2 separate regions of the Homo sapiens genome follow, and region 2 is linked to region 1. A link is a loop called in an ENCODE intact Hi-C map of the cell type or tissue named here. Cell type or tissue: MCF 10A. All regions are shown on one strand. Each heading gives the region's core, and the rest is flanking DNA. Links, peaks and the distances in the headings are about the cores only.

Region 1 (15,874 bases), core at 6,196-11,195:
AATCATATTATAGTAGTCTTAGTAAAAACTAGAAAAAATAAGGTTATAATGGCTTTGATAGGGTCAAATCTTGAAATAAAATAAACTTTGTTTGTAAAATGAGTTCAAGAACTCAAAGTGGTTGGGTGCAGTAGCTCACGCTCTAATCCTAACACTTCGGGAGGCAAAGGTGGGTGGATCACTTGAGGTCAGGAGTTTGAGGCCAGCCTGGCCAACATGGTGAAACTTCATTTCTACTAAAAATACAAAACTGATCCGGGAGTGGTGCCACGTGCCTGTAATCCCAGCTACTCAGGAGGCTGAGGCACGAGAATGGCTTGAACCTGGGAGGCAGAGGTTGCAATGAGCTGAGATCTCAACACTGCCCTTCAGCCTGGACAACAGAGTGAGACTTCATCTCAGAAAAAACAAAAACAGAAACTCAAAGTGCAGGACTAAGCACTTCCTAATCTCAAAAAATTGAGAAAAGTTAAATTAAGCAGTGCTCATATTTGGTGGTCAATAGAATACAATTGTACAACAACCTTCAGCCAAAGGAAGACACCTTTGGGTGTGGGGAAAAGGGGCAGGGGAGAAGGAGATAGATAGATAGATAGATAGATAGATAGATAGATAGATAGAGAGATAGATAGATAGATAGATTGATTATGGGAGTTCCTTCACATAATGATGGAGGCCACAAAGTCCCATGATATGCCGTCTTCAAACTGAAGACCCGGAGGAGCTGATGGGGTGATTCAGTCCGAGTCTGAAGACTTGAGAACCAGGGCAGCCAATGGTGCAACTGTCAGTCTGAGTCCAAAGACCTAAGAAACTGGAGGCCACTCATGTTGTATTTCAGAGTCCAAAGGCCAAAGAACCAGGAGCTCTAATGTCTGTGGGCAGGAGAAGATGCATGTCTCATTCAGCTTGAGAGATGGCTGGGCACAGTGGCTCACACTTATAATCCCAGCACTTTGGGAATCCGAGGCAGGAGGATCACTTGAGGCCGGTGGTTCCAGACCAGCCTGCCTGGGCAACAAAGCAAGACCTCATCTCTTAAAAAAAAAAAAAAAAGCAAATTTGTCCTTCCTCCATTTTTAAAATTCTCTTCTGGCCTCAATAGATTGGATGACGCTTGTCACATTGGTGAGGTGATCTTTACTCAGCCTGCCAATTCAAATGCTAACCTCTTCTGAAAACATACATGCAGAAATAATAATAATAATTTTACCAGCTATCTGGGCATCCCTTGGCCCAGTCAAGTTGACACAAAAAATTAACCATCACAACCAGAAAGCTCACATAGTCTAAAATGAGGTCTGTCAAACTTTGTTCTTAAGCTTACATGAGCATGCTATACTTCCAGAACCCAACACTTTGATATCTGGTCTTATGACTGCTGTTGATCAGATTTCAGGGACTGAGAAAATGCATATACTCCCTCTTAAATCAGACACAAAAGCCTCACTGAACTCAATAAGATTAATATATGTGGTGGGCCATTAGTCCATCTGTATTCAACTAGGAGTCTGATTCATTTCACATAAATAAAAGTAGGCAGCCAAAGTTATGTAATGAATATAGGGCATTTTCTATAATCACCTGACACACTTAGGACTACCATGTTCTAGATAGTCAGCATAAATATAGCCTAGTAAATAGTGTATATGTATATGTATATGTTCAAGAGAAGTGGGTAAAGTGAGCAAAGACTCCTCTAGGATTCCTGTGGTACTGAATCCTCTAGGATTCAGTGTCATGTACGTGATTTTGAGTGTACATTCTGAGTTCTTGAATAATGCCTATCTGGTTACCCAAAAGTGATCATCTCTATAAATGATACCATAATTTTCTTAGGGGATCTGGTTTAGTAAAGCAGATATATCAAGATACTCCTTGCTTGCCTGGGTGTGGCTGGAAATACACCAGATTGGAGAAATGTGCATCTGATAACCATTGAAGTTGAGGTTTTAGTTTATCTCCTTCAACCAAGGGTTCTCACTGAATCTTTTGAAGGTCAACGTCCCTATCCAGCCCAACCAAGTACTCTTAATAGTGATTTTGATCTTATGGTATATGACTAGCACTTTGTGTTATAACTCTTCATGCCGTATGCTCCCCTATTTGAAGGAATGTTATAAAATCCCCCCCACCTTATTGAATGCTATTGATTAACCGATTCAGTCATTTATTCACTCAGTTCTTTGTTTATTAAATAATGCCCGAAGTATTCTAGGCCATTAGTCAGGAGTTAGTTAACATATACTTTCTAAGCTCTGGGGTTAAAATGGTGAGACAAATAGACATGTTTTCCACTCTCACAATCTAGCAAAGAAGACAGACATTAAGCATGTAATGGAAACTCATTACATGCCTAATGACAGGCAGGGGAAATGCAGTAAAGAAGAACTGGATGTCATGGGCGCATTTGAGAGGGAGCCAGGGAAGTCAGGAAGGCTTCCTTGTGGAAGTCAAAGCAGAAATAGGTTGGAAGTATTTGCATATCACTGGATAGTGTGGATGCTATTTTGCCTGGGTTATAAGATGTGCCTGGGACCCCAACTCACTGATACTGTATTCTGTGGCCACTTGAATTGGTCATAAAGCTGTTTCATGTGTCTCTGCATTTCTGGAGGACAGTGATTCAATGGGACATGCATGAAACTAGGAGACCTGCACCCAGGTCAGTTGCTGGAGCGGGGGAAAACTTACAGACTTTCTTCAACCTTGAGCTGCTGCTGTTTACGGATTTTTATCCTTAAGTGTTAAAACAGTTTCAGGGTAGTCAATGACCTTATTAAGAACTTTCCTTTCTACTCTAGTCCTAATAGGGTAATTCGGGTTTTCACACCCCTATCATACTGAAGGGGAACATAAAGCAACTATGGATCTCACTAACAATGGCATCCAGTCAATAGCTCCCTGTGGGAGTCCAACCCACAAATCTTCCCCATCTCATCAAGGAATGCTTGGAGTTTCTTACATCTACTTCTGAGTAGCTATGAGAAGTTCTTTCCAGACTGCTTCTGAGGGATCCCCCTGTTTCAGTCACTGTGTCAATACCTTTGTGATAGTGCCAGGAGGTGCATCCCAATTTGCTGACATTAACTTGGGGTCTAGGTTCTCTTGTTTTGTTGAGACAGGCAGCCATGTGCTTTGGGTTCCTGACAGCAATGAATCTAGTTGTCTTTGCTTTGAATCAAAATTCCAGTTTGCCACAACCCATCCACCACCCTTCCAGAACTTGTCGCAACTCTTCTGTGGGAGAAGGAGAGAATTAAGAAGCAATATATTTGGGAGGCCGAGATGGGCGGATCATGAGGTCAGGAGATCGAGACCATCCTGGCTAACATGGTGAAACCCCGTCTCTACTAAAAATACAAAAAAAAATTTAAAAAGTAGCCAGGTGTGGTGGCACGCACCTGTAGTCCCAGCTACTCGGGAGGCTGAGGCAGGAGAATCACTGGAACCTGGGAGGCAGAGGTTGCCATGAGCCGAGATTGCGCCATTGCAGAGCAAGACTCCTCAAAAAAAAAAAAAAAAAGAAATATAAACAAGACCACTTGGTGCTGCCACCTGTGGGCCTGTGCCCCATTCCTGCTTCTTTTTTTTTTTTTTTGGAGGCAGAGTCTCACTCTGTCGCCCAGGCTGGAGTACAGTGGCACCTTCTCAGCTCATTGCAACCTCCGCCTCCTCCCAGGTTCAAGCAATTCTCCTGCCTCAGCCTCCTGGGTAGCTAGGATTACAGGTGTGCGCCACCACACCCGGCTAATTTTTGTATTTTTAGTAGAGATGGGGTTTCACCATGTTGGCCAGGCTGGTCTTGAACTGCTGACCTCAAGTGATCGGCCTGTCTTGACCTCCCAAAGTGCTGGGAGTACAGGTGTGAGCCACCACACACACTTCTTAGCTGACAATGTGGGCTCCTTAGCTTGGAGAAAGGGGCCCTGCCCAGATGCAGGAACAACGTGCAGATAATTTAGGGGAGAGGGAGCCCAATCTATTACACACAAATTCAAAATTTCCAAAGCTTTGCGTGGGAACTGCTGTTATAAATCCTGTTATCTGTTAATGGGATTTGGGCCTGAAACGCCCACATGCTGCTTTGAAATTTTCCTCCATCTGTTCATTTCTGCAAAGCTTATTTAGGGCAAGCGACGTAGCCTACTAGTGTTTCCAGCTGAACAATTTGGGATTGTAGATCTGTGGAGAAAATAGATAAATGGTTTGCTGGGGACTTCCTGCTATGTATCTTCTTAGGCCCCCTCCTCTGGCGTCTTCTGTTGAGAAGGTTCTTGAAGAAGTGGAGTAGGAGGAATCATTAGCAACACTGCATAGAAGGAAGAGTGATGGGCAAGAGTTGTCCACTCAACTGTGGAAATGAGATCAAATAAATACTTAAGAGACTCTTTTGGGAATTGACCCTGGTTAGACCTAGTTCAGGAACACATCAGTTCCTTAATTTATCTTTGGAAAATCTCACTATAAACACTAGCCTTTAAAAAAAATTCAACTTCTATAGTTTTTTCTCATCTCCTTGTTGGTTATGGGTCAGCCACACCTAGAAGGTTTCTTCCCTCAGAATCACTTTCCTTCCCTTTCATGCCAGGTGAATGTTGGCCCTCGGGCTTTTTGAGCCATGTTGAGAGCTGTCATGGATAAAATGAGCCCAAAGCTCTCAGGGCCCTGACCCCTTCACTGGCCTGTTTGCTGCTCTTGGCCACAACTCTTCTACAGACCCAGTTTTCTTTTCGGAAAGATATGGAAGTACAAAGTCTCAGAGTTATTTCATAATTACAAAGTACTTCTTAGATACTTATCCCTCCAGCAAATATTTCCTAAGTGTCCAATAGGCACTGCACACTGGCAGGTCCCAAGGATACAGAGGTGAAAAAGATACAAAAGGTTTTTACCTCCACAGACCATACGGTTGAGTGAAAGAACTGAAATTAAGCAAATAACTATATGTACACGCATATTTTCCAGTTGCAATAAGTGTTATAAAGGAAAGTGTAATGAAAGATTAAAACTGGAGAACTTGATTGAGATGGAGGGCTTCCTGGAGGAGGAAACTTTCAACCTAAAGGCATTATTCCTCTCTTATGTCTAGATTCCACTTTCATTAAGGGCATGATTGAGACTTAAGTCAGCAACAACAACTCTTGTGGCTTTTCAAAGCAAATTTGCCTGGGTGTGACTATTCCTTTCCATTTCAGTGCTTTGATAATTGAAACCAAGGAACCACAAAACATCTAGAGATGAGTTATCTCCTAACCTGTTTTCAGTGTCTGTGTAACTCATTTGGAAAGTACTAGATTCATAGTTCTACAGATGAGCCTTTTCCACAAAGGTGGTGAAGTCGCTGGGAAGGGAGTAGGATGGGTAGTGTTTGTGGGAGGAAGACTCTGCTGACAATAGGCCCTGAGGCCAAAATAGAGGACCTTCCCTCCATGTTGGTGCAAAAGTAATTGCGGTTTTGAACCATGAATTTTAAATCATTATAACTAGGTTCACAAACATCTTTATTAATAAAAATAGGGACCATTACAATCAACACATTTTTGCCAATGAGAAATGAGTTTGTTTATTCCTGTAGCATAAAAATCCATGCTTTGGGATTTGATGAACTGTTGGAAAGCATTTTCTGCATCCTGCTGGTTATGGAAGCGTTTTCCCTGCAAAAAGTTGTCAAAGTGTCTGAAGAAGTGGTAGTTGGTAGGTGAGAGGTCGTGTGAATATGGCAGATGAGGTAAAACTTTGTAGTCCAATTTGTTCAATTTTTGAAGCACTGGTTGTGGGACATGTGGTTGGGCTTTGTCCTGGGGAAGAATTGGGCTGTTTCTGTTGGCCAATGCCGGCTGCAGGCATTGAGGTTTTCAGCGCATCTCATTGATTTGCTGGGCATCCTTCTCAGATATAATGGTTTCACTGGGATTCAGAGAGCTGTAGTGGATCAGGCCAGCAGTAGACCACCAAACAGTGACCACGACCTTGTTTTGGTGCAAGATTGCCTTTGGGAAGTGCTTTGCAGCTTCTTCTTGGTCCAGCCACTGAGCTGGTTGTCACTGGTTGTCATATAAGATCCACTTTTCTTGCCTGTCACAAATCTGATCAAGAATTGACTCCTTGCTGTTGTGTAGAATAAGAAAAGATGACACTTTGAAACAATAATTTTTTTGATTTTTGCTCAGCTCATGAGGCACCCACTTACTGAGCTTTTTCATCTTTCCAATTTGCTTCAAATGCCCAATGACTGTAGAATGGTTGTCGTTGAGTTATCAGCAACTTCTCATGTAGTTGTAAGAGGATCAGCTTCTGCGATTGCTCTCAATTGGTCTTTGTCAACTTCCGATGGCTGGCCACGACACTCCTCATCTTCAAGGCTCTCCTCGTCTTTGCAAAACTTCTTGAACCACCACTGCACTATATGTTTTTTAGTACAGTAGGCCAAATACATTGTTGATGTCGCAAGTTGTCGCCGCTGCTTTACAACCCATTTTGAACTCGGATAAGAAAAGCACTTGAATTTGCTTTTTGTCTAACATTATTTCCACAGTCTAAAATAAACATAAAATAAACAGCAAGTAATAAGTCATTAGCCAAAAAACATAAAGCAAGAAATGCCCATTAAAATGATGTATAAGATAACCACATTTATTTAAGAATGTATCCAATATCAAATGTCAAATTCCAACGATGCAAAAACCGCAATTACGTTTGCACCAATCTAATAATTCCAGGTGATCTATGGAGGTGGGACATTGATGTAGAGTTGAGGACGATAACTGGCTTCAGGATTTCTCAAGAAAAGCTTTGAGAGATCTACACCTTGGAAACCCCAGCCCTAGAGGAGTGTTCTTCCAAGACTCCACGAACAGGAAAAAGTCCTGGATAGCAGCTGAGTGCCGCCATATTAACCCTTTGGGATGGGCCCCAGAATCTGTGTTTCCATCCAGTTCCCAGGTGATGTTGACGCTGCTGACCCTGCAAGCAACCTCCGAGGTCTCTCTCCTGGTTTCTCTCTGCTTCCCTCAAATTTCTCACTTCTTCCACGGACACTTATTTTTACCCACACTTGTTATCACTCTCTCCTTTCTACAAATCTACCAGACCCCAACCTTCATCTCAGCTCACAATTTGGTCATTTCTAAAATGAATGAAACAGGCCGGGAGCGGTGGCTCATGCCTGTAATCCCAGCACTTTGGGAGGCCGATGTTCTGTGCTGGAAACACGTGAGAGGAGAAGAAAAGGCACACACACAATACCTTTAAGGGTGAACAACTTTTATCCCTGTAAATGACAATGCAGATATAATAAGCAAACCATATAATAAGCAAACGATATAATAAGCAAGTGATATAATAAGCAAATTGCAATGGGAAGGGGAGAAGGGAAAAGATACTTGCACTCACCAGACTATGGAGGATTCAGCACCAGACCGGGAAGCGACCGCCTGGGCTCCAGAGTCGGCCACTCCTCTGTGCACAGATGAGGAGAGGTCTCATGAAGCTTCGGCGCAGTCTGGGAACCTAGCTCTTTTTGTAGCGAGTTGTTTGGCATGAGGTCCAGTCACGAGGGCTCTTCATTGCTGTGGTCAAGGAACACAAAAAGGTCAACTTATTCTTGTGATTGTCTATTGTTTTTCACTAACTAACATATAGGAATAGATTGAAATAAAGATTTCTCTGAAACAGTGCTGGATGAAAGCCTCAAAGGGCTCATACAACCTGTTCTGGGACTTGGTGTCCATTGGTTATGTCCATGTTCAACTGAGTTCAAATCTAATATTTAACTTTTCCTCCACAGCCGAGGCAGGTGGATCACCTGAGGTCAGTAGTTTGAGACCAGCCTGGCCAACATGGTGAAACCTTGTCTCTACTAAAAATAGAAAAATTAGCCAGGCCTGGTGGCGGGCTCCTGTAATCCTAGCTACTCAGGAGGCTGAGGCACGAGAATCACTTAAACACTGGAGGTGGAGGTTGCAGTGAGCTGAGATAGCTTCACTGCACTCCAGCTTGGATGACAGACTGAGACTCCATCTCAAAAAAATAAATAAATAAAATTTAAAAAACAAAATGAACGAAGCAAAGAAAATATATGCTTTTTGCTTTCCCCATAGCACAGATATTATATCTGGGGCTTAGAGGAGCACGTAGGGCTACCCAGTATCTATAATAGAAAAGAAATCCTTTCTTTTTTTTTTTTTTCTGAGACACTGTCTCGCTCTGTCACCAGGCTGGAGTGCTGGAGTGCGGTGGTGCGATCTCAGCTCACTGCAACCTCCACCTCCCTGGTTCAAGTGATTCTCCTGCCTCGGCCTCCCAAGTACCTGGGATTATAGGCACACACCACCACGCCCAGATAATTTTTGTATTTTTAGTAGAGACAGGGTTTCACCATGTTGGCCAGGATGGTGTCCATCTCCTGACTTCATGATCCGCTTGCCTCAGCCTCCCAAAGTGCTGGGATTACAGGCGTGAGCCACCACGCCTGGCCCCTTTCTTTTTATGTCTTTCTGGTCTCTACTGAGTTTGTTTTAGGCTTATCATTTTCCAATGCTGGAATTGTTTTGTTTCTCAGAAATAGTTTTAACCTAAAACCCATTGGTTATGAAACAAAACTGCATAATGTCTACATGGGCATCCATTCATAGTGAAGTTTCATTGTAGTTAGATCGACTTTAGTGAACCTTTTTTGGATTCATTTGACAATGAGTTTGGATAACTCAGGAAAGGATGTAGAATCAATGATTTATGCATTATAGTCTGAAGTATGTAGCTGAATTTCAGTACTAATAATAGCATAGAATGGTGCTGTCCAAAATGCAACTCACATGTGTAATTTTAGAATTTCTAGTAGTCACATTTAAGAAAAGTAAACAGAAATGGGCGAAATGATTAATAGGGTATTTCATTTAACCTAATATATCCAGAATATTATTTCCACATGAAATCAGTATAAAAATTTTTAACGAGAAATGTACATTTTTTATACTAAATCTTTGAAGTCTAGTGTGCGTTTTGTGCTTACAACACATCTGAATTTGGACGGGCCACCTTTCAAGTGCTAGGTAGCCACATGTGGTTAGTGGCTTCTGAATGAGACAACACAGATATAAAGCATCGTTTTCTACTTTCTCTTTGACTGCCAGGGTTTAAGTAATGTCACTGTAAGGTTAACACAGTTTCAGTATTGTTTAGCCCAAATGCCACGTTTTATGGGTAAGATAATTGAGTCAGGGAAAGAGAATGTAGCTTGCCAGAGCACAGTGAGCTGGGCAGGCTCTGAGTTCACATCTCCTGCAGCCCAGCCAGGGCTCTTTCCCAACCAGACTACGCGCAGGCTGTGGTGACTCGCAGCACTTGTCTAGACAAGGAACGTGTCAATCTTTGATGATGTTGCATTCTGTGCTCTGCCTCTGAATTGAGATAGGATCAGTCTCAAATTCTTGAGATAAATTCATTAATTCACCGGCTCATTGATTCATTTGCCAGCCTACTACCTGTTAGACACTAGGAATGCCAATACACCCTAGAAAGACTCAGTCTGTGGGGGACAGACCAGCATTCCGCATTCATTGCAGCATCACCAAATACTGTGATGAAAGGTTTAACCAGAATGTGCACAGGTTTCAAATAGCTCTGAGGCCATCAGTGAAGGGACTGTGACTAAAGGCATATTATATGAAATGGCAGGAGTGCAGTGGAGAGTCTAACAGAATGGACAAGCACCACTGGCGACCAGGCTGAAATTCAGATCTTGATTCCTTCATGCAATAAACGTTTATTGAGCTCGTGTTGGGCATGTTAGGGAAATGCAGTGACAAACAAGATATACAGTTTGTGTATCAAAGAAGGTTGCCATCTAGAGGGGAAAACGTTCCAAAATCAATGTATTAAAATGAATAAACAAGTTACAAACTATGAAGCTAGGATAAGAAACAACATAAAGGGGCAGGGAATGATGGACAGGGGCAAGATATTTGACATTGATGGTCAGAGAAGACCCCTCTTTGGGGTTCGTATTACAGAAAGACTAGCTGTTTTAAGCATAATAGAAACACCCCAAAATGTGTCATGGCTCAAAGACAAGTTTTTTTCTTTCCACCCACATACAATCCAAAATGAACATGGCTTGATCAGCAGGTGCCTCTCTTCCATGCAGTGATTCAGGGACCCTGGCCCCAGCCATCTGTGGCTCCTCAGTTTTTAACATTTCCCTTCCATAATCCCCTTGCCCTTCTGCATCAGGGTTTTCTCCAGAATGGGTAGAAAGCCTGCAGTGATGCTGGTGATTTTCTTTCTCACCATCACTGGACACACTTAACTGCAAGGGAGGCTGGGAAGTCAGGTGTAGCCCAGGAAGAACAGGTATGCCCAGTGAGACACGTATGCCCAGGAGGAAGAGGAAACAGCTTGGTGTGAGCGTCTAGGTAGTCTCTGCCACACATACAAAACATCAAAAGGATTTATCCTTGTAAAGAATAGAGAGAAAAATGTTCCCCACAGAGGAAGTGATAGTGCAAAGGCTCTGAGGTTGAGAACGAGTTTGGCCTTTTTGAGGAACTGAAATAAAAACAGGATATCTGAAGCACAGAAGCAAGAGATCAAGAAATGTCAGAGAGTGGTGGACAAATGAGAAGGGGCCATATAAGAGAGGGGTTTGGGATTTGAAAACTTCTTATTGTTGAAAAATATACATAATACCAAAGTTACCATCTTAATTATGTTTAAGTGGCACTAAGTATGTTAACATTATAGTGCAACCATCACCACCGGCTATCTCCATAACTTTCTCATCATCTCAAACTGCAACTCTGTACCCATTAAAACACTAACTCCCCATTCCTCTCTCCCTGCAGCCCCTGGTAACCTCTATTCTACTTTCTGTTTCTCTGAATTTGGCTACTCTGCGAACCTCAAAAGAGGAATCATACAATTTTTGTCCTTTTAGGTCTGGCTTATTTCACTTAGCGTAATGTCTTCAAGATTCATCCCTGTTGTAGCATGTGTTAGAATTTTCTTTTCTTTTTTAGGCTGAATAATACTCCATTGTGTGGATATATGACATTTGGGGTTGATTCATCCAGTGATAGACATTTTAGGTGTTTCCATCTCTTGGCTATTGTGAATAATGCTGCAATGAACATGGGTGTACAAATACCTGTTTGAGTCATTGCTTTCCATTTAAGACTATATCCAGGAATGGAACTGCTGGATCCTATGGTAATTGTATGTTTCAGTTTTTGAGGAACTGCCATACAGTTTTCCACAGTGATTGCACCATTTTACATTTCCACTAGCTGTTCACAAGTCTTCCAGCTTCTTCACATCTTTGCCAACACTCATAAGTTTCTGAATGTGTGGGTTTCATAATAGCATCCCAGTGGATGTGAAGTCTGTGGTTTTGATTTGCATTTCTCTAATGGTTAGAGATATTGAGCCTCTCTCCACGTGCTTAATGGGTATTTGTGTGTCTTCTTGGGAGAAATGTCTATTCAAGTCTCTTGCTCATAATTAAAATTTTTTTTTTTTTTTACTGTCATTGAGGGGTTTGAGATTTTATTCTAAGCTCAATGGAAAGGCATTGTCAATCAATCCAGATGTCAGTCAAGCAGAGGAGTGACATGAGCCAATTTTCTTTATATTTCTTTCTTTCTTTCTTTCTTTTTTTTTTTGAGACAGAGTCTCACTCTGTTGCCCAGGCTGGAGTACAGTGGCACAGTCTTGGCTCACTGCAACTTCTGCCTCCTGGGTTCAAGCAATTCTCCTGCCTCAGCCTCCCCAGTGGCTGGGATTACAGACATGCACTACCGTGCCCAGCTAATTTTTGTTTTTTAGTAGAGACGGGGTTTCACCATGTTGGCCAGGCTGGTCTCGAACTCCTGGCCTCATGTGATCCACCCACCACAGCCTCCCAAAATGCTCTCATTACAGGCATGAGACACTGAGCCTGGCCCAAATTTTCATTTTAAGAAGAAGTGATTCCCCTTCTGTGTGAATTTCTCCAGCAATACCAGCTCCTGGGTCCCGCCAACAGAGTGGGCCGATGGTGAGGATACCGTCAACCCTAAAAGTCCTTGTTCACAACGGGCAACAATCAAGTGTAATTAGAGCAGAAGGCCTGAATTCTATTTTTCCTCCCACAAGCTTCAGCAGTGACTCATGCTTCTGCATTGCTACTGTGGTGCTCCATATTTCCCATGCTCCGGGGCTCCAGTGGGGTGGGGGCATGTGGTTGGGATTAAAGGCAGCTCTGAGCAGGTAAAGGGTCACTCCATCTCCAGGGCCCACTTAGTCCTCAAAGGGCCTGACAAGGGCAGAGCAATTAGTGAAAGTCGTGATATTGGTTGCCGGAGGTATGGCAGAGACACCTGTTCCTTGGGAAGCTGGTGACATTGCTAATTCATTTCACACCAGCCTGACAGGAACAGCCTGACTGAAGCAAGCGGTCAGTGATGAAGAAGAAATAGGATTTCCCCTCTCCCGAGAGAGCCAGTTCCCTCACCCTGATGTCCTTATTTCAGTTTCACACAGCTTGATAAGTAAAGCTAGAACTCAGTATTAGGATTAACATGGCCATTTTATTATTTATTTATTTATTTTTGGAGACAGGGTCTTGCTCTGTTGCCTAGACTAGAGTGCTGTGATAGGATCATGGCTCACTGCAGCCTCCATCTCCTGGTCTCAAGTGATCCTCCCACCTCAGCCTCCCAAGTAGCTGGGACTACAGACACACGCCACCATGCCTGGCTAACTTTTTAATTGTTTTGTAGAGATAGACTCTCCCTATGTTGCCCAGGCTGGTCTCAAACTCCTGGGCTCAAGCAATCCTCTTGCCTCCTCCTCCCAAAGTACTGGGATTACAGGCATGAGCTACTGCACTCAGCCTTTACATGGCATTTAAAAAATTTTGTCAGTTTTTTTTGGTACTTTTTCTTCCTCCCAGACATTCTTGTTTGTCCACTGAAGCAGAAGTTCTCAAACTTCACTGCATCAGAACACCCAAAGGACCCGTTAAAACACAGAGCACTGGGCTGAGCCCTGCAAAGCTTCTATTCAGTGGATCTGGGATGGGTTGAAGAATTCAAATGTCCAGCAAGTTTGCAGATGCTGCTGCTGCTGCTGCTCTGGCCCACTCTTTGAGAAACACTGTGTGAAAACAATCAGTGTAACTCTGTGGGGTCATGAAATAAGCTAATTTAGGGTCCGTAACATAGCAGTGATGGCAGCCACTGTTTCTACAGCCTGGACATAGACTGCCTACCTCTCTCAGTAGGGTTTCCTTCTGTACTGCAGTGTGCAAGGGCGTGTGGGGGTGTATGTGTCAGAACACAGACACGTGAGCTCATAACCTCCAAGAATTCTTCAAACACCACTGCTTTTCTAAGCAGAAGCAGCAGGTGGGAAGTCCCTGGCGCTGTTACAGCTGGGGGGAAACCACTTATTGTTTTTCTATTGTTTCTTTCATGTGATCAAAAGGAAAAGTGAGATTGTTTCTCTTACTCAGGCGTGCATGGGAATTAACACTCCTTAAAACCTGTGACTTCATTCAGTTCATTAAATACATGTTAATTGAACATCTGCTTTATGCCACTCTGTTTCACGTGCTGGAGACAGAGCAGTGAACAAAACAGAGTAAGTTCCTGATCAAGTGGAACCTTTTTTTTCTGGTGGCAGAGAAAAGAAAGAAACATACAGAAAAGTAAATGTGTAAATGTGTTGTATGTCCATGGCCAATAGATGCTATGGGGGGAATTACTCTGTGTGTGTATGTGTGTGTGTGTGTGTGTGTGCGTGCATGTGTGCATGCATAGTGGTCAGGGAATTATCTCCAACAAGGTGACACTTGAGCATAGGCTTGAAGCAAGTGAGGAAAGAAGCCATATGGAGATCTGGAGGAAGAGTGCTCCAAGCAGAGGGAACAGCAAGTGCAAAAGCCCTGAGGTGAGAGCATTCTTAGCATTTCCAGAATAGCCAAGAGGCAGGTATGGCTGGTGTAGGGTCATGAGGAAGAGGAGATGGGAGAGATGAGTTCAGACAGGTGATCTGGGCCAGATTGTGTAGGACCTCGTAAGCTATTGTAAGGATTTAGTGGGAGTCACTGGAGGATACTAAGCCTAAGAGGGTGTTTACATATTGGAAGGATCTTCCTGCTGCTGAGTGGAGGGTGAATATAAGGCAGTAATGGTGGAATCAGGAAGCCTAGTTAGGATGCAGTTTCAATAACCAAGGTGAAACTTGGTTTGAGGATGTAGCAGTGAAGGTGGTGACAAGGGGTAGAATTTTGGAGATAAGTTGAAGGAAGAGCCAACAGGGTTTACCATATTTTGGATGGGAGATAGGAGATAAGAGATCAAGGCTGATGCCAGGTTATTTGATCTGAGGACCTGGAAGAATGGAGTTGCCATTTACCCAAGACAGGGAAACTGGGAGAAGCAGTAGGCCTGTGGTCTCGCTGCATGCCCAGGAGAAAAAGGAAATACAGGGCGGAAAGGAAAGCAATATTGTAGGATACCAAAGAAAATCACTCAGTCCTACAACATCAGCAGAGCTGATGTTTGTCTCTTAATGTTTTCACAATTCTTTCCATTCCTTATTCATCTCCACTCATATTTTACAAATAGTAATAATTAACAATGTGGAGTGGTTAATATATGACAGGCACAATGAAAGGCATTTAACACACATTATCTCATCGAATCCTGGCAACAGCCCAGGATAAAGATGACAGAAGTGTAGACAGGTTAGGTAACACCCCACTAGTAAGTCAGGGAGCTGGAATTTTACCTGGGACTTTCTCACTCTGAAACTCCTGGTTGTTTCCTACTTTCCTACTGTGCTACCTGCCTTTGCATTATTAATATTTTTCAGATCTCCACATTGCCCAGAGATCTCTAACTCTTACAATTTAGGGGATCATGTCTCACCTTCCACAGTATCTCACAAGTTCAGGGATGACAGACATTCCTTGGCCCATCTGAAATAATAGAGACCAGAAATAAACATGCACTTTCCAGAATGAAGTTTATTATTATTATTAAGATGGAATCTTGCTCTGTCGCTCAGGCTGAGTGCAGCAGTGCGATCTTGGCTCACTGAAACCTCCGCCTCCCAGGTTCAAGTGATTCTCATGCATCAGCCTCCAGCGTAGCTGGGATTACTGGTGTGCACGACCACGCCCAGCTAATTTATTTTATTTTTTTAGTAGAGATGGGGTTTCACCATGTTGGCCAGGCTGGTCTCGAACTCCTGATCTCAGGTGATCCACCCACCTCGGCCTCCCAAAGTGCTGGGATTACAGGTATGAGCCACTGCACCCGGCCAAAGTTTATTAATACCATGTTGCAAAAAGGGCAAGTGCCCCCAGAAAGCCATAGAGGGCCTTATCAAACAAAGCAAGCAGGAGGTTATTCTAGGATTTGGGGAAACGATGGGATTTAGCTAAAATTCAAATGAAGCAGTGTTTTGATGAGCGCAAAGCAGGGCTGTGTGTAATTAACATCAGGCTGAGCTGGGGAGCTGACTCAGGGCTCCGTTTCCTTGGAAACTACAGGGTTAAGAGAAATGTAGAATATTGTGCTTCCAAACTCCTTATCTGAAGCACTGCACCTGCCTTGGAAATCTAGGCTGCTTCTCTGTGTCAAAGAGACCCCAGATATTTCAGGTAGGAATGGGATCTTCCATTCTTACTGATAGGATTTTGAAGAGGAAACTGTCAGGAGGTCTGTAATTTTTGAGAATACGGTTTCTCAATGCCATGTCTTCTTGTTCAACCACAAAGGCAGTTTGGTACAGGTTCACAGAATGCAGCTGCTCCTGGCCCTTGCTCCTGGGGCAGCTGTCTTCCTTCCCTGCCAAGGTTGCCAGGCAGTGACCCCTGTGTCTCCTC
Region 2 (15,874 bases), core at 4,532-9,531, 1.6 Mb after region 1:
CAGCAAGACTCCGTTTCAAAAAAAAAAAAAAAAAAAAGTATCGCCAAAGAGCAGCTTACCCTGATCTGTCCAGTAGCCTCGAGTTTCACCACAGGCATGAGAAGTCCCCATGAAAGCACCATACTGGTATGTAATTACCATTCTCATCTGAGCTGGGACTGCTGTTTAAATGCTCCCAAAGCCAATCATGGAGGAGTGAGGCTAAGGAACGGGGAGGGAGTAGAAGCTGGGGCCACTGGGCTTTTGAAATGTGGGAGGGCCTTGGAACTCCGCGGGATGGAGGAAGTCAACTGTGCCAAGGAAGGCATTTCAGAGCAATGTGGCCACAAACGGCACTGCTGTGCGGCCCTTCTGGGGTCTCCCATGGGGGCCTACCTGCTGTGTGATCACGGCGTGACGCCTACTCTGTACTTAAGTCAAGCCTTTCTTGTGAAATCTGATTAAGAAGACTGCCGTAGTCATTCCAGGGTTTTGGTTTTTAATCATGACAAAGAACAAATGGAGCTCCACAATGCTGCCCTCCCCCTCTTTCCCACCACGACAAAACGTGACCTCCCTCCCACATCAAGTATCTAAAGAAGCAATTCCACAAGGAAGAAAAGTGCCTTAAAAACACTGTGTTCAGAGCGACTCTGTGGGACTGCCATGTGTGGGATGGGGCTCCTCAAAGCCAGGCTGGGTTTACGTCGCCCACGTGCGATGAGTCAGGTCCACGAAGAGGAGCAGGCCCTACAAGTCTCCCCACTTAGGGGGCCCTGTCCTCTCCAACACCGGGGGTCTGGCTGCAGCCCACGGTGTGATAAAATGTTCGCTGTGGGCTGTCACCAAGTGGCTGTTGAGAAAGAGAGAAAACTCTCATCTGGATGTTCCACCTACTCATCTGTGCCCTGTATGACAATTTCTCAGTTACATAAAACCCTGTTGTGACACTAACAGTCGGAGAGGATGAGAACAATGATGTAATGCTTATAGTCATGGACCAAAATATGGTATTTAAGTGAGAAACAAATAAAAAGCAAGCTCTGTTGGGGAGCAACCACATCGAGGAGTGAAGACGAAAGGACTGGGAACAGAGGCGCTATGGGGAAAGATGAAAAGAATCGAGATCACTCAGAAGACAGACGCTGGGGAGGTCCATTGACTGAATCCTTCTTCTTGGCTGTACGGAGTGAAGACAGGAACAATGATGGCCAGTATCCTTGACACGTAGATATTTACATACTTAAAGGATGCCAACTCACAAGTCTATAGAAACACACAATGTTAAAACCAGAAAAAAAATTTACAGGAGATATTTAGCCCAGCACATTTATTTTATATACAAGAAACTGAGAATCCCCAAGTTTAAGTGAAAGGCACAGGCCTCCTTCATATCTAATCAATGGCAGACAGAGGAGGACGCTTACATTCAAGTCCCCTGCTGGGTGGCTTTGAGGATAGAGGTCCTCGCCCCAACACTGTGCTGGCTGGAACCCCTGGTTTCCAAGAGCTCATCATAATCCCACGCCCCACATCAACTTCTAGAAGTGCAGTGATCCCTGAATTAACACCAATCCTCTAACTCAGTGAAAAAATACACCGAGAATGTTGACCAACTGTTCTCCATCTCCTTTTAGAGAAGAACAAGATGAAACACGTTTAAACTATTTTAGGCAAGTTAAGGCCGAGTTAGACCAAAGATATCTATCGTGGCTTTGCAGCCAACATGGCAACTAAGTTCCAGAAGGAAATGAACGATTCCTTCCCCGACAGCCTCAGGAACATAACAGTCAGCCACCATCTAAAGCATCAAGGTGCAGGTCTGCTTCTAGACAGAACGATGGACCAGCTGTACATGTTCCTTCTTATTTCTGAGTGACATCCGTAATGGAATAGTGTGGCTGTGGTTGTGCACTCCACATAAAATACTGCTAGGTGATGAACTGTCACTGAATAAGGCTCAAAAAAAAAATTCTCAACTAGGCACAGTGGTTAATATCTGTAATCTCAGCACTTTGGGAGGATGAAGCAGTAGGATCACTTGAGCCCAGGAGTTCAAGACCAGCCTGAGCAACAAAGTGAGACCCTGTCTCTACAAAAAAATTCAAAAATTAGCCAGGTGTGGTGGTGTGCACCTGTAGTCCCAGCTCTGCAGGAGGCTGAGGTGGGAGGATCACCTGAGCCCAGGGGATCGAGGCTGCAGTGAGCTATGATCATGCCACTGCACTCCAGCCTGGGGGACAGAGACCCTGTCTCTTGAAAAAAGAAAAGATAAAGATAGAAAACAGGCCATCCTCCACCAAATAGAAGTTTCTCATCTGTCTTGTCAATTACGTGATTGATACGGATGTTTTCTGTCACTTCCTACTGATGTTCAGTGATTCAGATATTTTAATTAATGCAGCTGAGCAGGCAATATACATAATTTTACTAACTTCCTTAGCTCTGACTTTTATCTCTTATTGCCGAGACCAAGGGGAATGTTATACTTGACTTAATTAAATGGATTCCCAATCTTGGTCAATACCATATTGAGAGCCACCATGGTATCCTGAGGAGCCACTTTCCACCAGATGGGCCCATCGTTTCTCCTAAATGATCACCAAGTACAATTCCACCAGCCCTCTCTCGAGGCTCAGTGAGTCTGTTCATTTCTCCCAGATCCTCCAAGAAGCAGCCCGTGACTCTGGGCCTCTGCTCCCCCTGCCTGCTCTGCACCTGTGACTCTCCTTACTTTTGCTCAAGTCCTACCCTTCCTCCAAATCCATGTCCTCCAGGAGTTTTCCCCTGGTCATTCCAACCCTTGATGAACCCTCTCATTCCCGTATTTTTTTAGAGATGGGGTCTCACTCTGTTGCCCAGGCTGGAGTGCAGTGGTGTGCTTATAGTTCGCCGTTGCCTCAAAGTCCTGGGCTCAGGTGATCCTCCTGCGTCAGCCTCCTGAATAGCTGGGACTACAGGTGTGTGCCACCACACCCACCTACTATTTTTTTAGAGAGACAGGGGTCTTACTATGTTGCCCAGGCTGGTCTCAAACTCCTGGACTCCAGTGATCCTCTCACCCTGGCCTTCCAAGGTGCTGGGATTATAGGCATGAGCCACTGTGCCCAGCCTTCACACCTGTATTTTAATGTTGCTTCTGAAATACACTGCCTCACATGAATCTGTGTGGCCCATCTACCACAATCTACTGCAGAACCTGTTGGTGTTAGCAGAGCCAGCCCTATGAGCCGCCCACATCTCAGTGACATGGATGGGGATGCCCACCAACTCCTGCTATCAGTGAAGTGATGTGCCGCCTCCACAGGCCACAGTCCTTGCAAAGGGTGTGTACAATCCAGGCAGCCGCCACATGTAAAAGGGTGAAGTTCCAAGTGCTTATAGTCCTCTTGCCTCCTCCTAAGGCACCCTGTGCATTGGGATACTTGGGGAAAAAGCACCAATTTCGGTTTCATTGTTAGAGAGCTCATTTAAATTGAAGTCATAGCTTCATGTCGGCAGAATTAACTATTCAGCTGAATAGTCATTTAGATAATAATCAAATGGTGATTCACAAATTGAAACCAACACTTCGACCTATCAAAAGTCTGAACTCAAGCTATAAACCTATAGATTGCCCTGAGGGGAATGGAAGCTTTTCCTCATCTTTATTCACACATTTCTTTCTAAATACAAAGACACCATGCTAGGCTGGGAACAGACAGCAGCGTCCTGCCCCTGGCTTGGGCCCAGGGGACAGTGTGGTCCCTGAATCACAAGTGGCAGCTCTCTCTCCCTCCTCCCTCGCAGCTGCCAAATGGGGCTGGGCTCTGCCCTGCTCAGATGGAAAACTTTCCAGCAGTTTCTTTGCTCAAGGTTCAAAATGGTGTCCCAAGAGCCTTGCAGGGAGAAGCCATGGCTGCGGAAGGAGGTGAGTGGCTGGGGCGAGCCCCACGGTGGACATCATGCTGGTGTACTTACCAAGACCCGTTTCACCTTCTTCCTGCCATTCCTCTGACCACAGGGCCACCACACTTAATTAATAGTTCAACCAGGGCCAGGAATGGTGGCTCACGCCTGTAATCCCAGCACTCTGGGAGGCCGAGACAGGTGGATCACCTGAGGTTGGGAGTTCGAGACCAGCCTGACCAATATGGAGAAACCCCGTCTCTAATAAAAATATAAAATTAGCCTAGGGCATGGTGGCGCATGCCTGTAATCCTGGCTACTCGGGAGGCTGAGGCAGGACAATCGCTTGAACCCAGGAGGCAGAGGTTGCAGTGAGCTGAGATCGTGCCACTGCACTCCAGGCTGGGCAACAAGAGCAAAACTCCGTCTCAAAAAAAAAAAAAAAAAAAAAAAAAAGTTCAACCAAATCCTCATCTTACTTGACTCAGTAGCAGCAACTGACATGTGATAACTTCTATGTGAAGCACTTTCTCCATGTCTGACGGGGAGCACGCCACTCTCCGCCAGCACTCTTTCTACTTCACCCACTGCCCCTTCTCTGTCTTGGTATCCTCTGCGGGATCCAGCTTGTCCCCCTGACCTCTCCACCCTGATGTCCCCAGGACTCAGCTCTGGGATCTTTCCTCTCCTTCATTGCCTATCCCGGTTCACGGCTTTAAAACGCAGCCATAAATTAACATCTCCCAAATCTAGTTGATCCTCATTACTCAAGGATTCTCTATCTGCAAATTTGCCTACTGGCTAAAAGTTATTTGCAACCCCCAAATCAATACTTTGTGGTCATTTGTGGACATGCATAGAGTGACCAAATACTTGAGCTGCCTGATGTGCAAGTTTCAAGCTCAGGCGGAATGAGGTGGTGCTCCTTCTTCATGTTTCAGCTCAGACTGTAAACGAGGGTCTTTTCTCACCCTCTATTTGGTGTCGTGTTTTTCACATTTTTGTGTTTTGTTGGAGATCTCCCTGTTTACAACAGCCCCAAGCATAGTGCTGAAGTCTGTCTAGCTTTCCTAACAGCAAAGAAGCCGTGATATGCCTTTCAGAGAAAATCGGTGGGTTAGAGAAGCTTCCTTCAGGCAGGAGTTACGGTGCTGTGGGCTGTGAATCGATGTTAATGATTCAATAACATATATTCAATAAGGTGTCTTTAAACAGAAACACACATTCTGAAAAGGTCATGTACTGATTGGTTGATGAAAATGTGACCAGAGGCTCACAGGAACCCAGCCTGTGTTTCCCTTAGGAGCAATGGTTCAGTATTGATTAATTCAGTGCTTTCAGCTATTTGCTATAACAGAACATGATGACTACGAACAGCGAGAATCGACTGCACATAGTTCCAGGGTCATGTTCCAGCTGCCCTCTTGGCTTAGTCAACTTTAACAAATTGAAACCAAGCTCCTCCTAAGGCATCTGCAATCTGTTCATCCCACAGGCTCTTCCACCTCCAGCAAAGACAACTGCACCCTCCCAGGGTTATCAGGCCCAAAAACCTTTGAATTATCCTTGCCTTCTTTCTTTCTCTCAAACCCTACTTTCAATCTTTCAGAAAACCTTGAGGACACTGCCTTTGAAATATACCTGACATCTGATAGCTTCTCATCACTTTTGTTGCTACCAATACGACCTAAACCCTTTCACCTGATCAATGCCTGAGCCTTCTCACAGTCTCACCTGATCAATGCCTGAGCCTTCTCACAGTCTCACCTGATCAATGCCTGAGCCTTCTCACAGTCTCACCTGATCAATGCCTGAGCCTTCTCACAGTCTCACCTGATCAATGCCTGAGCCTTCTCACAGTCTCACCTGATCAATGCCTGAGCCTTCTCACAGTCTCACCTGATCAATGCCTGAGCCTTCTCACAGTCTCACCTGATCAATGCCTGAGCCTTCTCACAGTCTCACCTGATCAATGCCTGAGCCTTCTCACAGTCTCACCTGATCAATGCCTGAGCCTTCTCACAGTCTCACCTGATCAATGCCTGAGCCTTCTCACAGTCTCACCTGATCAATGCCTGAGCCTTCTCACAGTCTCACCTGATCAATGCCTGAGCCTTCTCACAGTCTCACCTGATCAATGCCTGAGCCTTCTCACAGTCTCACCTGATCAATGCCTGAGCCTTCTCACAGTCTCACCTGATCAATGCCTGAGCCTTCTCACAGTCTCACCTGATCAATGCCTGAGCCTTCTCACAGTCTCACCTGATCAATGCCTGAGCCTTCTCACAGTCTCACCTGATCAATGCCTGAGCCTTCTCACAGTCTCACCTGATCAATGCCTGAGCCTTCTCACAGTCTCACCTGATCAATGCCTGAGCCTTCTCACAGTCTCACCTGATCAATGCCTGAGCCTTCTCACAGTCTCACCTGATCAATGCCTGAGCCTTCTCACAGTCTCACCTGATCAATGCCTGAGCCTTCTCACAGTCTCACCTGATCAATGCCTGAGCCTTCTCACAGTCTCACCTGATCAATGCCTGAGCCTTCTCACAGTCTCACCTGATCAATGCCTGAGCCTTCTCACAGTCTCACCTGATCAATGCCTGAGCCTTCTCACAGTCTCACCTGATCAATGCCTGAGCCTTCTCACAGTCTCACCTGATCAATGCCTGAGCCTTCTCACAGTCTCACCTGATCAATGCCTGAGCCTTCTCACAGTCTCACCTGATCAATGCCTGAGCCTTCTCACAGTCTCACCTGATCAATGCCTGAGCCTTCTCACAGTCTCACCTGATCAATGCCTGAGCCTTCTCACATCTCCTTCCTCCACCCTACCCCCACCATCTATCCTGATCCCAGCTCGTGTCCTAGAGCAGCGATCCCCAATTTTGGCACAAAGAACCCGTTTCACGGAAGACAATTGTTTCAAGGATACGGTATTGGGGATGGTTTCAGGATGAAACTGTTCCACCTCAGATCATCAAGCATTATTAGAGTCTCAAAAGGAGCGCGCAACCTAAATCTCTTGCGGGCACAGATCACAACGGGGTTCAAGCTCCCATGAGAATCTACTGCTGCTGATCTGACAGGAGGCGGAGCTCAGGCAGGAATGCCCACCAGCCTGCCTCTCACTTCCTGCTGTGCAGCTCGCTTCCTAACAGGCCCCGAATCAGTATCAGTCCAAGGCCCAGGGGTTAGGAACCCCTGTCCTAGAGGGAAGCTGTTAAAAACAATATGTCACTGCCTTAACACAGAAGCATCCCACGGCATCCTATCACCGAGTAGAAGCTAAAGTCTATACGACGATTTCCAAGTCCTGGTCCACATACCCCTGCTCAGGACTTCTCCGACTGTCTCTCCTATTCCTCTCCTTCCTGCTTCCCCTGCTCCCTGCTGCTTGCCCACATTCTCCTGCCTTCAGGCCTCTGCACTGGGCCTGGAATGCCCTCCAGATACCTGCATGGTCGGTTCTCTCGCTCCTATCAAATCTTTACCACGGCCACCCTCTTAGTGAGGGCTGCCTGCACACTGTAGTTAAAATTGCCACCACCCTCTGAACACACAAACTTCTTATCATCTTTTCTGCTTCATTTTTCTCCATAGTACTTAAGGCCACCTAACACACGAATGAACTTAGCTATCAATATTTGCTTTATAGCCTATGTCTCTCTCACTCAGATGTAAGTGCCACTAGGGAGGGGATTTTTATGTTTTATTCTTCTATTTCTATTGATGTACCCGCCCCCCTCCCCCCGCACCAGTGCCCAGAACAGAAGGTAGGCAATAAATAAATAATTCTTCAAGGGCTGAATGATGTAGCCCTTAGCATACATTAAGCTGACCTGTTTGCTTTCTCTCTCATAATACTGAGGTCAGAATTTGTACCTTATTCACATTTGTATTCTCTCATTTTTTTGTTTTTGAGATGAGTCTCACTCTATTGCCCAGGCTGGAGTGCAGTGGCGCAATCTCAGCTCACTGCAACCTCTGTCTCCCAGGTTTAAGTGATTCTCCTGCCTCAGCCTCCTGAGTAGGGAGGCTGGGATTACAGGCGCCTGCCACCTTGCCTGGCTAATTTTTTGTATTTTTAGTAGAGACAGGGTTTCACCATATTGGCCAGGCTGGTCTGGAACTCCTGACCGCAGGTAATCTGCCTGCCTCTGCCTCCCAAGGAGCTGGGATTACAGGCATGAGCCACCGCCCCCGGCCCATATTTGTATTCTCAAACCAAACATTGTACACTTGGCCCTTGTATCCATGGATTCAAAATATGCGGATCCACAGATCAAAAATATTTGAAAAAACAATACAAATAATACAAATAAAAACAATACCTATGACAACTATTTCCACAGCATTTACATTGCATCAGGTATTGTAAGCAATCTAGCAAGGACAGTACACAGAGGCCACGCCTAGGTTATATGCAAATACTATGCCATTTCATACCAGGAACTCGACCATCTGAGGATGCTAGTATCTGCAGAGGGTGAAGTATCTTGGAACCCAGCCCCTGTGGATACCATGGGACGACTGCACAGAGTACACAGCAGGAACTCAATAAATGCATGCTGAGTGAATGGAAGGGGAAGAGAGAAAGAAAACATGGCTAAGATTCATGATCTGTGTGTTTTTACTAAATTCAGTAAGTGTCTGCACAAAGATTTCATGAGACTCACAGTGCAGTGAGAGACACAGATTGATACGAACCCTAATGCAATGTGATCACACCATGACAAGGAAAGCGTCATAGAAAGAACCAGGATGTCAAAGGAGAGGACAAGGTGACAGGAAAGCAGTCAAAGGAGGTAACATTTAAATTGGGCTTTGGTGGCTGAATAGGAGCTTGCCATGCAGACTGCAAGGGAGGAAACAGCCCAAGCTCAGCTGCTAACTGCCTAAGGGATGTCCTCTAGATACAAGCTCTTCAAAGCAGCCCCTTCCCTACTCTGAAGTTGTGTCCCCTCCACACGACTCACTCCAGAGGGGCACTCTTGGTGGAGTTTCAGCGCTCAGTCAACACAAACCAATAGAAGAACGCCACTGCTACAGTCCTCCTCTCCCCCAGCCTCCTCCAGGACAACCTGGTATCTCACAACACCATTACCCAATGGCTCCCACTGGCTGCCATTTAGAGTAGCAAGAGCGATGGACTCTTCTCAACACCATTCCCGACACGTCAGTGCCAGACACAGCAATCAACAGACTCAGACCCCGCAGATGGCAGCCACTTAGAAACCAGAAAAACTGCCATTCCGTGGGCTTTGCCAAAACACAGAGCAGTAAAACTCAATTTAGAAAGTGCTGGAGCTTTCCAGCCAAACATGAGAAGCACGTGATGCGTACGTAGCTAGGGGCCGTCACTGGTTGTCAGAGCATTTAAATCACAGCCCAAGGGTCAACTTCCTGAAGGGAAGAGATGGGCAGGCCACAGTATCAGCACCTTCTCAGCCTGGGGAGACTGCTGAAAAGAGAACCAGCATCATGACCTAACAGACCTTTTCATTTTCTAATGTCTGGGATTCCCGATAGTTGGAACAGGCTCTCCCCACTCAGCTTGTCTCGTCTCATGTATTCACGGCTTCCCTGATGGCTCAGATCGAGCTGGAGAAATTCCATGAATATACCACACACACTCTTTCCTCCCGTCACCACCCCAGGCACATGTCCCCCAGGCAGGGACCATGCTATTCCTGCAACCGTTATCACGCTATCTTAGAAGAGATGATCGACTACTATGTTGTTGATTTCTATCAAAGCCTATACTGGCTTTTTTTTTTTTTCCTGAGATAGCATCTCGCTTTGTCACCCAGGCTGGAGTGCAGTGGCGCAATCTCAGCCCACTGCAACTTCCGCCCCCCAGGTTCAAGCGATTCTCCTGCCTCAGCCTCCCAAGTAGCTGGGACTACAGGTGTGAGCCACCATGCCTGGCTAATTTTTGTATTTTTAGTAGAGATGGGGTTTTGCCATGTTGGCCAGGCTGATCTTGAATTCCTGGACTCAACTGACCCAACCACCTTGGCCTCTCAAAGTGCTGGGATTACAGGCGTGAGCCACTGCACCTGGCCATGCACTGGACCTTTCAAAAATGAGCAGAGCAACCTCTTCTTCTGTGCCTTCTGCATACACACGATCCAGGGAATTGAGCCCCCCTGCGATGGTGTCCACACAGCTCCTCCCCAGCCACGTTTCCACCCCTGCATCTCCCCGCTTCTAAACCCTGCTGCTTCTTTCCCTTCCCCTTATTTTGTTCTCTGCCCGCCTCAGCCTGCTCTTGTCTTTCCTCCTCTGAGTTACTCTGAAAATGAACAGCTATGACACTTGAGCTTGACATGGCTCTGTAATTATATGCAAGGACCTGAAAGGCCACAAAGTGGCCCCAAGGTCATCTGGAGTTTCCCACAATACCCCTTGTATCTCCTTTAGTTTGAGGCCGGCTCTCCTCAGCCTGCCTGGGAAGGTTCTGTGGATGTCCCCAAAGACCCACAGGGTGATGCTGGTCACATAACATACCTCCTCTCTCAGGTGGGCTCAATGGCTATTCTCATGAAGAAAGGTCACCGCACTTCGCATGACAAGAACTTAGCCTCACTCAGGCGCGGCGGCTCATGCCTGTAATCCTGGCACTTTGGGAGGCTGAGGTGGGCGGATCACCTGAGGTCAGGAGTTTGAGACCAGCCTGGCCAACATGACAAAACCCTGTCTCTACTAAAAATACAAAAATTAGCCTGACATGGTGGCAGGCGCCTGTAATCCCAGGTACTCGGGAGGCTGAGGCAGGAGAACCACTTGAATCCAGGAAGCGGAGGTTGCAGTGAGTCGGGATTGCGCCACTGCACTCCAACCTTGCAACACAGCTAGATTCAGTACCCTACCACACCCCCCACCCCCCACAAAAAAGAAAGAATTCAGACTCAGACTTCATTTTCCATAACTCTTTTCCAACCTCATCTTTTTTCTTGCTCTCAGACATCCCTAGCTCGTACCCTCTCCCAGCCTTCAGGCTTTCGCACAAACTGGTTACTCTTCCTGGGATGCTGTCCTGTAACTCCCACATGGCTGGCTTCTTCTTGCCACTGAGACCAAGGCCCAAGTCTCCTCCCTGTCCTCTCAGCCCAGTCCTGATTCCTTGTCACTCCATGGCAGGCCCCCAGGTTTAGTTTCTTCATAGTACTCAAGATCTGAAATGACCCTGTTTGCTTACTTGTTCCAACTAAAATGTAAGCTCCATGAGGGCAGGCACCGTGTCTGTGTCATTCACTGCCTTAACCCCAGTGCCTGGTACAGCATCAGGTACATAGTAGCAACTTTACATACATTTGCTGAATGAATGAAGGAATGCATGAATACGCTGATGTCAATGAAGGTCTCAGAACAATCACAAGTATTCTAATGGTGTTTCTCCAGGACCCCGGAAGTCAAAAGATGAACATCAGAATCCAAGTGTTCAGATCCGTCAGTAGTTTCCTCTGCATTTTGGATGTTTAGTACAAAGAATTGGGGGTTGTGATTTAAGGAAAAACTTGAATGCCTAGCATCGCAGTACAGATCAGGGTTAACTGATTGATGAGAGTGACTTGGTCAAGGTCTGAACCAGGTTCCTCCATCAATGTTCCTATCTCAGTAATTGGAATAAAAAGTTTTCTTGTGTGTGCACCTTACTGTTATCTCAGTGTCTCATTGTAAATCCCTCAGAAACAGATGTATGCAGTATCTCTGGAAATGGAACCTGGGATTCATCCAAATTAACTCCCAGCCTCCAGTCAGGCCCACAACCAAATCAAATGGGATTTCTACCCAACTGTGCAAAAGTTTTCAGGGGAAATCACTTCCCTGCTATGAATTATTCATTCCAGTGTCCCTCAATCTTTTTATTCTTTCCCCCAGGGGAAGTGAAGGCAGCTGTGATTACATGCCAAGCTCATATGTTTCACACAACTGATGAGTTGACACGTGGTGACACCACACATGAGGACATCACACACACACGGGCACATGTGTGCACATGCACTGTCCTTACCGACATAGCCTGGAGTTCCACAGGCAGTGGACATCACATCTCCTTTGCCCTCCATTTTTGACAATCCAAAGTCACTGATCATTATTTTGGACTCCTCATCTTGACTGTAGTACAAGAGATTTTCGGGCTAGAAAGAAAATAAGAAAAAAACATTACAAACTACGTGTAAAGCTGGGTTAATTGTGGAAGACTCATTCAGCTGCAAAACCTATTCACAACGTCAGGACGTCCTTGACCTTTGGACACAGTAGATGCATCAACTAAAGCGGCGGCCAATAGAAACAGTGCAGAGCGCCCGGCACAGTGTGTCTGGCACACACAGGCTTTCAATCAACGTTAGTCTCTTTCCTTTACTAATATTTTGTCTACTTTAAAAAACTCACCATATTCTGAGGCAATCTAGAAAGCCGATTGCTTTGCAGACTTGTGGATTTACGTCTGGGGTTAGGGAAGGGAGATTCCAGGAAATGAAGTAACTCTTGCAGGTGCTTCTCTGCTCCTTTTTATGAGTGATTTTTCTTGAATCCAAGGGTCTCTGTTTCTGCCCTCAGCAACACGCCCTGCTGCCCTGCAGTTCTGGGAGATGTGCTGCACTGCACCCTTCATGAAGGCCAGCTGACCCGTGCTCGCTCCCCTGCCAGGAAAGCAGAGGGATGCCATCCCGGAATAAATGAATCTGGAATTGGAAGACGCAGCACTTCCAGCCATGTACCCTTAAGGGGTCCGCACTTCTGTTTGCCTTTCTGTGAAGCATGGGTTGATTTCATCCTTTGTCTGTTCCTCTGAACAGTGCTTGGGCAGCAGGAATGCACAGCAAAGGCCTTCTTCCATTTCTTATGGCCCCCGTGTTCCTGTCTTCACTACAGTTCTGCAACATACAGGAGGGGCTGAGAGTAGCAGTCCTGGGGTTGGCATGGGAACCAGTGAAGTATCATTTGCATCGTGTTTTATGTAGAATTGGGGAATCTCATTGTTCCTAGCAAGGAAGCAGGGGTGGGTCTTATGGAGGCTGAGAAGCTACAGCCTTGGACTTGTCCTTGCACTGCTGCGTGGGCCTTGAACACAAAGAGGAGCCTGCATTTTTTTTTTTTTTCTGAAGAGCTGCTGGACTTGATGACTCCTGGATTCATCATCATGGTGACGATTTATCACGGGGGGAGACGATGTCAAGGACTGTCATCTCTGCTGTTGTCCAGGAATGTCCACCCTCCAGGATAATCCTCACCCAGTGAATGAGGAATCGTTTCTGTCATTTACACCAAACCTTAAAGGGAGCGCAGCACGAAGAATCTGACATGGGAAAGGCACTTTCCCACAGCATTTCCCATCCAGCTCTCCTCCCCCGCCCCAGCGGGGACAGCCACATTCTCTCTCCTCAGGGGTTTGTGGTGAACCTTGGGTTTCAGACTTTAGAAACTATTCTTATGTAGAGTGTGAAAGGAAAATAAATCTCAGGACCCCAAAATCACTAAGCCGGAGGGAAAAGTCAAGCTGGGAACTACGCAATCCTGCCTCCCATTTTACTCCTAAATAACATAGCTACAAAGATAAAAAAGCCACATTCCTCCCTCATGATTCGCCAGTAAGGAAATTCCTTGTGGGCAAAAGACAGACAAACTCAAACTCTGGCCAGGCACGGTGGTTTACACCTGTAATCCCAGCACTTTTGGAGGCCAAGGCAGGTGGATCACCTGAGGTCAGGAGTCCAAGACCAGCCTGATCAACATGGCGAAACCCCGTCTCTACTAAAAATACAAAAATTAGCCGGGCGTGGTGGCACATGCCTGTAATCCCAGCTACTTGGGAGGCTGAGGCAGGAGAATTGCTTGAACCCAGGAGGCGGAGGTTGCAGTGAGCCAAGATCGCGCCATTGCACTCCAGCCTGGATGACAAGAGTGAAACTCCGTCTCAAAATAACTAACTAACTAACTAACTCAAAGTCCTCCCTCTGCTCACGGGAGACAAATACATACCTGATTGCTTCCTCTGCCTTATTGTTTCACTGAGCCAGACTAAAGCGTGAGTGACTATTCCTGTAAAGTGTGTATTCAGTGAAGAACTGATCAGAGACTCAAAAGAAAGCAACTCTTTGTCTCTTATCTACCTAAGACCTGGAAGCCTCTGCTTTGAGTTGTGCCGCCTTTTCATACCTAGCCAATGTACATCTTACACATACTGATTGATGTCTCATGTCTCCCTACAACGTATAAAACCAAGCTGTGCCCTGACCACCTTGGGCACATGTCATCAGGATCTCTTGAGGCTGTGTCATGGGCACATTCTTGACCTTGGCAAAATAAACTTTCTAAATTGACTGAGACCTGGTTAGGCGCAGTGGCTCATGCCTGTAATCCCAGCACTTTGGGAGACTGAGGAGAGGGGATCACCTGAGGTTAGGAGTTCAAGACCAGCCTGACCAACATGGAGAAACCCCGTCTCTACTAAAAATACAAAATTACCCAGGCATGGTGGCGGGCGCCTGTAATCCCAGCTACTCAGGAGGCTGAGGCAGGAGAATCACTTGAACCTGGGAGGCGCAGGTTGCAGTGAGCCGATAGTGCGCCACTGCACTCCAGCCTGGGCAAAAAGAGTGAAACTCTGTCTCAAAAACAAATAAAAAAATAAAAATAAATTGACTGAGACCTGTCTCAGGTATTTTTGGGTTCACAAGAGTGAGCAGACTTGTTTAGAAAAGTGGTCCTCGGCCTGTTGTGCAGCAGAGGCACCTGTGAGGGTATTCACTGGCCAGAGATCTTGCCCTTCAGCGGGTCTGAGATGGGGCCCAGGGCTCTGGATTTCAGAGCTCCACAAGCAGCATTCTGATGTGTCAACATCGCAGTGAAGAAATTTTCAGAACTCACCAAGACTCCCTCCTTGACCAAACTTGAGGCAGGTTCCTCTGACTCCCCTGCTCTCCTAGGCCTTGACCTTGGCCTTGTCTATCCCACCCCTGCCAGGCCTGCGCAGCCCTGTCTTAGCCGGTCTGCTACGTTGGAGAATCCCCCCACCACGGGTATCTGATCAAGTTCTTCACCCACCCCACCCCCACTGACAGGACTCCTGCTGAAGCCAGGCCAAGGTAATTCGGCATTGAGATTGGGGTGATACAGGAGCTAGAAAGAAATTATTTTGCAGATAGTGAGGGTAAAAGAGTCCTCGGCAAGGCTTCCCTTCTAACAAAAAGCAGCCCAATAAATTATTATTTTTTTTTCTAACAAAGAACAGCCTGAAAAATCAAGCTGCAAACATAAATAAGCAAGCTGGAAGCTTTCACTGGTGAATGCCAGCAGCTGTGCCAACAGAAAAGGGCCACCTGGGGGTCAGGCATGTCCAATATGGAGGCTCCATCTCCCTTTTCTTTGTCAGCCACGTGTACGCCACTGCACTCCAACCTGGGGACAGAGGCAACACTCCGTCTCAAAAAAAAAAAAAAAAAAAGAAACAGGCAACGTGGGGCTGGCCAGGCAGAGAACCCATCTGCATCATAAAAGATTAGGGTGGGGATGGCAGGGCACGGGGCCAGGGCTGGGGGAGGAGGGGGGGCTCACACCTGTAATCCCAGCACTTTGGACTTTGGGAGGCTGAGGCAGGCGGATCACCTGAGGTCAGGAGTTTGAGACAAGCCTGACCAACATGGAGAAACCCTGTCTCTACTAAAAATACAAAACTAGCCGGGCGTGGTGGCACATGCCCGTAATCCCAGCTACTAGGGAGGCTGAGGCAGGAGAATCACTTGAACCTGGGAGGCAGAGGTTGCAGAGAGTTGAGATTGCGCCATTGCACTCCAGTCTGGGCAACAAGAGCGAAACTCTGTCTCAAAAAAAAAAAAAAAAAAAAAAAAGATTAGGATGGGGGCAGCCAGCTTTTCATGCCCTATGGAAATGGCACACCTAGCCCTAACTAGTTTTTTGTGTCCTATACAAATGGCACACCTGGTCCAACCAATCTTTTGTGCCTTATGTAAGTCAGACACCACCTCCTCAAGCT

The links. Peaks named below come from ENCODE experiments on the same cell type or tissue, not always from the same donor. Only the 100,000 strongest peaks of a DNase experiment are listed, where the experiment ranks them.
Region 2: it touches region 1 in a loop (37-fold over the local background); 1 of 110 quality-filtered maps calls a loop at or near these places.

Annotation. Positions count from the first base shown.
Region 1 is chr10:14,379,752-14,395,625 of GRCh38, reverse strand. It overlaps MIR4293 (microRNA 4293), which reads left to right and starts at 12,349; the gene lies at 12,349-12,426. In MCF 10A, for the core only: no CTCF peak of the experiment used is centred there; a DNase peak (open chromatin) is centred at 9,295.
Region 2 is chr10:12,765,813-12,781,686 of GRCh38, reverse strand. CAMK1D (calcium/calmodulin dependent protein kinase ID) reads right to left here. Exons shown (of 11, transcript NM_153498.4): 5 at 11,888-12,014. Among named protein-coding and RNA genes, the nearest start is that of MIR548Q, 48 kb to the right of the region's middle. RefSeq lists an enhancer at 14,880-15,380. In MCF 10A, for the core only: no CTCF peak of the experiment used is centred there; no DNase peak of the experiment used is centred there.